2 separate regions of the Homo sapiens genome follow, and region 1 is linked to region 2. A link is a contact called in ENCODE Hi-C or POLR2A ChIA-PET data. All regions are on one chromosome and are shown on one strand. Each heading gives the region's core, a stretch centred on a gene start or an enhancer-like site at or near the end of the contact. The rest is flanking DNA. Distances are from core to core; before and after follow the strand shown. Region 1 has its middle 23 kb from the start of MIR8079. Region 2 holds the start of SMIM2 (small integral membrane protein 2).

Region 1 (3,786 bases), core at 404-2,903, 58 kb before region 2:
GAAGTTCTCTTGGAAAGGCACAGGGGTGCACCTACTCAGGGTAGGCATAAGAAGAGAGGCCGAGGGACAGGAGGAGGGCAGCGGCAGCAACAGAGGGCCTCGAATGCTGAGCCCAGGAGAGCAGATGTGACCCAAAGGAAACCGGCAATGCATAAAGTCTTAAGAAGGGGAATGACTTGCTCATATTTATACATTTCCAAGTTTATTCAGGCTATGTGTGGATGAGTCAGGGAAATCCAGTCAGAGATAAAGGCAGAAATCATGACTTCAATGAGAGCGGTTGCCTGTGAGGATGACAGGAGAGAGATTTTGGAATAGGATCAAGTGAAACAGTTTATATACAAGCACTTGGCATGCAGTAGGTCATTGATAATAGTGCCTATGACTAATGTTTGGGCATTTGGTACCATTTAGCAGGTTGGCATTGCAGAAGCTTCCTACAGGCCACAGAACCTGATTGCTTCAATGTCTCAGGGGTCCAAGGTTTGATATTTGTTAAATCGATGTTTTTCTTTGAGATGAAACTAGGCAAGGTAAACCTGGCCAACGGGCTCCTGGGGGAACTGCACAGGCTGCTGCAGTCTGGCTGGGCCCCGACCACTCAGTTACCAACTCCATGAATTAGATATAAATGTAACAACAGCACAGGCCAGGCCACGGGCATTCTCAGAGCTGTGCAGGGTTTTATTCATTCGCTTCAGACGTTCCCTTGCCTCAGCTCCAGCCAAATCACAACCCACTGACTACACTAGCTGCTACATTTGCCATCTTTTCTGCCTGGCTTTGATCTCTTCTGGGAATCACCCGACCGGTCACCAACACCCTTGAGAGATGACCACACTGTCCTGTTTGTGGCTCTTGTTCACAGTAAATGAGATTGCTATGGATTATCCAACGTAGACTTATTCATTTCCTGGTAGCAGTTTTTAGGGCTTTTGAAAAAACTAAAAGAAGTCAGCAGTGATGTAACATGCAGAGAACAGTGAGGACTGTTAACATGTGATGGTTTTTCTGTGAAGTGGAGGGGTGGTGGTTGGGGGCCTTTTGGTAATGGAAGGACCGTTTGCCCTTTCTAGAAGCTGAGAAGGAATTCAGGGAGGCAGAATAGGGAGGGCGGTATGCTAGTGGTGCCAACTCTCCTGTCCAGGTCGGGAGCTGCCCAGTAAGGCCTTAGGGTTCGCAGGGAGGTGTCTGCCTGTCCTCTCTGGGACCCTGAGATGTATGCTAGAGCTGGTGGTCTTTATCCTTATGCAGAGCACACTTGCTGTGTTTGATAAATGGCTTTGAAGTGAGGATGATGCCTCTTTTGTCTATTCCCAATCAAATGCATCCTCTGGTGGCCACCTCCTTGGCTCTCATCTTTACGGTCCCTTTCAAGGCTTCCAAAGCCCACTGCAATGGCAGCAGAAGTCAAGAACTGCCAAAGCCTCCCTCTCAACTGCCCCCTTCAAACCTCCCTTCTCTTTCTTTCCTCGGCTTCTCTTGGCTTCCCACGCTGGCTGTCCACGTTGCCTAACCCCGGTTGGACCGGCAGCTGTGTCCCAGGCTGTTTACCTTGGCTCTGACACTGAGTGCCTTTAGAGTGCTGCTTTCTGAAACTGTCCTTCATGGGTTTGTAAGGAAACTTGGGCAAAGGGCCCTGGCCCTCTGCTTGCCCGGGGTGTGGCAGTTGGATTCAGGCAGGCCCACGGGGCCCTCCAATTTCCACTTATCTGTTAGGAGAAGAAGGAAACAACAGTGCTGAGAAGGAGCTGGAGCAGGAGAGAGTTAAGGAGCTTGCTAGTGAGCTCCCAGGTGCTCCATGAGGCCAGAGTAACAGACATGGCTCAAGTTCCATTCCAGGCAGGGCTTACTTAATGAGTGAAAGGACATATCCAAAGGGTGCTGCTGATTCGTGCATTTTGGTATCTATCTGGAGGCCTTCCTTCGGTACTGTGCTACAGGTTCTGACATAGCCAATGTTTACCAATTAACTGGATTAACAGCTTTGGGAATACGTTAAATAAATACTGACACAATGCAAAGCTGGGAGTGGAGATAAGTACACTCATAAACTCAGGATTTAGAGCAACTTCAAGAGGCTGAACAATGAACATAACATTCAGGGAAGAATGAGAAATGTTAATGAGAAGGGTGAATGGTTTTTCTCTTAGCTACAAAGTGCAAGAGAGAGGAGATGTGGGATGTTCTCATGAATTAGAAGAGCCTTTACGATTTTAGTTGACAATAAGGTAAAGGGCCTAATGCACTTGATCTGGCATCTCAAATTTCACATACCCAAAACTGAACATGTCAAATTCTTACCTTCCCTGTCAGTCCCAGTTTCTGTTGATTACAGCAGTTAGCCTCCCAGGATTATTTATTATATGATTGCATTCTGTGATCAACTATTTAATAAGCATATATACGGTATATAATCCTATAGAATATTTTAACGATCATTTGATCATTCATTCATTCATTTTTTTTTTTTGAGATGGAGTCTCACTCTGTCACACAGACTGGAGCGCAGTGGCACAATCTCAGCTCACTGCAACCTCTGACTCCTGGGTTCAAGTGATTCTCTTGCCTCCACCTCCCGAGTAGCTGGGACTACAGGCATGTGCCACCACACCTGGCTAATTTCTGTATTTTTAGTTGAGATGGGGTTTTGCCATGTTGCCAAGGCTGGTCTCGAACTCCTCAGCTCAGGGAATCTGCCCGCCTTCGCCTCCCAAAGTGCTGGGATTACAGGCGTGAGCCACCACATCTGGCCTCATTCATTATTGCAATAAATATTTATTGAGCACTGAGTAAGTATCACACATTGTAGTAACTGAGACATCGTCTCTACTCTCCTAGAGCTTGTTCTACCAGGGGAAATGGACATTAAACTTGTAATACACACAAACTTATTCAAAATTATAATCCTCATTGACTTTATGAAAGAAGAAGGTTCTAGACAGCATAGAGTGGGCAGATGAGGCCTAATTTTGGAAGGAGGATGAAGGGAATTTTCCTTGAGGAAGTGAATTTTGAGTTCATGGAAAGTTATATAGCTATGTTGTCCAATATGGTAGCCACTAGCCCCATGTTGGCATTTCAGTTTAAATAAATTAAATGTAAATAAAATTAAAAGTTCCATTTCTCAGTTGCGCTAGCCATATTCGAGTGCTCACTAGCCACCTGCAGCAAGTGGCTACCGTATTACATAACACAGATAATGAATGTTTCCGTCATTGCAGAAAATTCTATTGGATGGTGTTGTTACGTAGGATTTAACTAGATGAAAAGGCCAGGCACGGTGGCTCACGCCTGTAATACCAGCACTTTGGGAGGCTGAGGCGGGTAGATCACTTGAGGTCAGGAGTTCAAGACCAGCCTGGCCAACATGGAGAAACCATGTCTGTATCTACTAAAAATACAAAAATTAGCTGGGCATGGGGCCAGGTGCCTGTAATCCCAGCTACTGGGGAGGCTGAAGTGGGAGAATCACTTGAACCTGGTAGGCAGAGGTTGCAGTGCTCCAAGATCATGCCACTGCACTCCAGCCTGGGCGATAGAGGGAGACTTTGTCTTAAAAGCAAAAAACAAATAAACAAAAAACTAGCTGAAAAGGAGCACAGGGGAAGAGGAAGGAAACACCTTAAGCAAAAAAGATACTACTTAATTTAGAGAAACTTAACTATAACTTAAGATAATTCTTCAGAATGTTCATTGATGGTGACATTGGATGATGGGGTTTTGGGGAAGGATCAGAGGATATTGGGAATGTCTCCTTTTCCTGTTTTCTAACTCAGGCTCTGG
Region 2 (3,930 bases), core at 229-2,728:
GGGGTCTTATCCTTGAGCAGCCGTGTCAGAAGTGGGAGCCCTGGGCATAGAGCCTTAGGGACTTATGGAACATACTGTGTCCTCACTAGGCTGGAGCAGGGACTATGGTTGTGGATGCCATAATTGGTCTGCTTTGGAAAGGGCTTCCTTTATCTCCACCAAAGAGATATCACCAAAGATCTGGGGGCAGCTTGGCCAGTCTATGTGCTGACTCTCTGCTGGAGCTGTCTCCTAATCAGGTCACTGCTAGAGTTCCTCTTCCTAAATGTCCCAGTGCCATGACTTTGGTGCTCTAGCTTGTGGGATTGAATCAATCTAAGAGTCCAGAGTCTATGAGGACTCCTTCTTCTCTATTGTATGCTGCTGTCTGAAGCTAAATGCTATTGTACAAGTTTTGTTGCTGTTTAGATTTTTTTTTGTTCCCAGATTATTGTTCCAAAAATAGACCTACGATATATTCTTATACATTTGAATTTAATTAAGAACCTTTTTCTCAATGACATAAATATGGTTTTACTATTTCCAGCCAGGCCAGACAAAGATGCCTGAAGACAGATTTCTAAATGATGCTATGTGCCAATTTCTCTGATCTTTTTAATATTGTAACTAAGGGGCCTTGCTCTGAGATGGTGGTTTACGATTTTGACATGCTGTCCTGTACCACTCTCTGATCACAAGGGAATACGTAGAAACTCACCAAAGCAACTGCTGTCAGTCATCAAAGTGGAGCCACATTGTCCCTTCTAACCTCATAAGGATCCTTATGGGATTCAGGATGATCACATTTTCAGTGCTCTAAGGACTGTCTCCGTATGACCCCAGCCATACCATGCCCATTACTGATGTATTTGACCTGTTGAGCCTCCAACAGCATTGCAGACTCCACTTTTTGTGTTCCAACAGGACTAAGGCCAGAAGCGAATGTCCTATTTTTTCCTGCCATTTCTCTGCTGAGCAACAGTTCACCCTTGAAGCTGCTGCTGCCTAAAGAACAGGAGAAGATTCAGGAATGCTAACAATAGTTACCTACATATCGCATGCCCTCTGCCCTTGCCCATTGTAAGAGCCTCACCACTTGGATCAGTAAGAGTCCACACTTGCTCAGTACATCTTGGTGCTCACTTCAGCTGTGGGCTCTGATTTAAACATCCAGCTCAGGGGATGCCTCTTTGGTGCATGTCATAATCAGGAGAAGAATGCTGGCTTTGGATTCTGGAACTGACTCCATTTGTAGTGAAGAGTTTGGAGAGCATCAATAATGGGATGGCAACATTCATTCATTCATTTATACCTCTAACCAGTCTTTCCTCACATACTGGTTGAGTACTCAATACGTGCCCTGTGCTTAGCTGAGTACTGTTCAATGGTGAACAAAGAAGACATGGTCTTAACTAGAAGTTCCTATTTCAACAGAGTAGCCCAAGGAACTTCAACCACTTTTGCTACAGGTGTATTAGTTACTGCCAAGAGTCTGTAAGTGTTCATGGGCCTCATTAAGCTCTGCCTTCCTTCTGCTTTTTGGAGCCTGGCCTTTGGTTGGCCTTGAATGAAGAGTGGGGCCCCAAAAGTACCACTGTCAGCACTCTCCAGGTGAGTATTATCCTGGGAGAGGCCAGGGCATGAGGAGGGCCAGGGCGTGGGGCCCTCTGAAGGCTGTGTCATCCCAGGCTTCAGCCACAGAGGTTTTATTACGGAGGAAAGCTGAGCTGTGAGCACGTTGCTAGGCTGTGGCTATTTATTTTTATAAACGAGCCTTGTGCTTAATTTAGAAACCTGCTTTTTCTTTTTCTTTCTTCTTTCCAGCATCATCTGGCTGTCTGGCACCATCAAAGAATTGCATTTCTGACCCAAGAAGAGCTTATGGGTGGATGGGGGTGGGATGGAAGCTGGGGAGAGGATTGATGCCAGCCAGCTGCCTCACAGGGTGCTGGAAACACGTGGCCATGCCATTAGCATCCTGTTCGGCTTCTGGACGAGTTTCATCTGTGACACCTACATAGTCCTCGCTTGGATCAGCAAGATAAAAGGCAGCCCTGATGTTAGTGCCTCCTCTGATGAGCCATACGCCAGAATCCAGCAGAGCAGAAGGCAATGCCACGCAGAAGAGGACCAAAGTCAGGTGCCAGAAGCAGGTGACATCTCCACTCTCAGTTCTTTGGAGGCAGCTATTTTAATAGAACCACTTTACTGCAGCTATTTTGACATGAGGATATTTTGGTATGGCTCAAAGATTCAGCCGATAAATGTTCAGCTTTTTAAAAAATAAATGATGAGTAAAATAGGCATCTTGCAGGCCATCTGTGAGCTTCACCTCAACCTTGATCTTCACCTCCCCCCCTCCATTGTCAATCTTACCTCCAGGCATCAAGGGTGTATGGATTGGTAACAGATGAAGGAAAGGACTGGTAGAGGTTCAAAATGAAAGAAATAGCAGGTCAGGACTCCAGGAGGGTTGAGGGTCTTTTAAAGTAAAACAAAACAAACAAACAAACAAAAAAACAGGGTCAACCAAATTCAGAAGTCAGGTAGAAGTCAGAGAAGGAATGAAAGATGGGAAACTGGTTATAAACCAAATACAGCGAGTCTGAATTTTGGCTTGTTTTGAGGCTGCTGTATCAAAACAGTTGTGTTGGAAGAGCTGCATGAAATTGTTGGGCAAGAAATAGTCCACTCATGATTCAGATAAGCTCATTTTGCCTCTTCCATGGTCGATTTCTGACTCATAAATGTCTATACATTTCACTTTACGGCTTATGTGAGCCTCAGTTTCCCCACATAAAATGCAGATGATGATGTTGGCCCTTCCTCTTTCCCCACCTTTTGCTCTCCTTCCAAGTGGCATGATGAGGAATGAGCCAGCATCTTGTAAACTGCTCCAGGCCACCTGGAGAAATGTGCTTGCGTAAATAGTCGGCATTAGTATACGTGAGTCTTCCATGAGTAAAGAATTTCAGAGTTGGCAGCCGTCTCTGCCTGGTGATTCATGTGGGCACGATGATGCCCTTAGCTACAATGTATGGTGTGGGTGATGAATTTGTTCTTGTCACAGCAGAGGACTGAGTATTCTTTACCCAAATGCTATAGATTGAGTTTGCACATGGGAACTAGATTAGCTCTGAAGAGAGTTGAAAGGAACCTGACATTTCTGCCTACAATCTAGAGTTTCATTGTACAAACAACCGCAGCAGCACATTTGTGCCCAACCATTGGCTCCCTTTGCCAGCAAAGAAAATCTTCTAAATTCTTCTGCCATTTGTCAAACCTGCCAAAGTCCCTGGAGGCAGTTCTGGTATAATTGAAGGTGGAGAAAGATAATATTCTCTCTACCAGGTTTCACTACTTCCTGTGTTGGTTGTTCACAAGGGGAGAGCTTCTGCATCACAGGATGAAGCTTCGGTGATTTAGATGTGGAATATCCTTCCAGGATTAGGGCAAGGAGGCCCCAGCTTCCAGAACCCTGTCCTGCAGCCTCCGCGTGGCTGGGCAGCGGCCTTCCTTTGAGCCTTCAGGGTGGAAACGAAGGACACGTGCGTCTCTGCAGCACTTCCGGCTTTCGCTCAATCCTATTTTCAGAGCCAAAGCGCCATCTCCTCTGGTACAGTTAATCTTTGTTCCTGCCACTGACCCTTCTATCTTTATTACTTTTCACCACGTCCTGGCCTTCAGATTTCTTATGGATTTGTCTCTCAGGCGTTGTGTTTTGATTCCCTCCTCACATTTACTTCCAAGTGCCAAGAACAACTTTGTTCCGGCAGAAGGATATTATTTGGCTTAAAAAGAAGAATGAGCAGTGGCTTCTCTCCATCAGCATTCTTTAGGTTTACGTGGGAATTCATTCTGGGAACCATTTAGAGTCTCCTTCAAGCCTCTCCCTGACCGACAAAGTTTCTGTCCCAGAGAGTTACTTTGCTTCCATTGTTTCTAAGTGGA

The links. A loop is a pair of places that touch in the nucleus more often than their neighbours do. ChIA-PET counts read pairs that join two places held with the same protein, here RNA polymerase II (POLR2A). Pooled maps may share reads with other maps.
Region 1: a map of prostate gland shows a loop between it and region 2 (4-fold over the local background). The contact joins the enhancer-like site here to the promoter of SMIM2 in region 2. A Hi-C loop is called at or near these places in 10 of 168 maps with a recorded cell type or tissue (Caco-2, PC-3, ascending aorta and 7 more), 1 of 37 single-sample maps with no recorded cell type and 8 of 50 pooled maps. POLR2A ChIA-PET finds 5 or more read pairs at or near these places in 3 of 52 experiments (Caco-2, MCF 10A and activated T-cell).

What each region holds. Positions count from the first base shown.
Region 1 is chr13:44,216,857-44,220,642 of GRCh38, reverse strand. No RefSeq gene overlaps it. Among named protein-coding and RNA genes, the nearest start is that of MIR8079, 23 kb to the right of the region's middle. Within about 2 kb of position 1,653, at least 22 of the 41 ENCODE cell types and tissues checked have a DNase peak (open chromatin) inside an H3K27ac peak, as active enhancers do; they include ascending aorta, dorsolateral prefrontal cortex, prostate gland and 3 more, where a contact is called at or near this core.
Region 2 is chr13:44,158,805-44,162,734 of GRCh38, reverse strand. It overlaps SMIM2 (small integral membrane protein 2), which reads left to right and starts at 1,478. Exons shown (of 3, transcript NR_197392.1): 1 at 1,478-1,590; 2 at 1,804-2,132. RefSeq lists an enhancer at 2,347-3,546.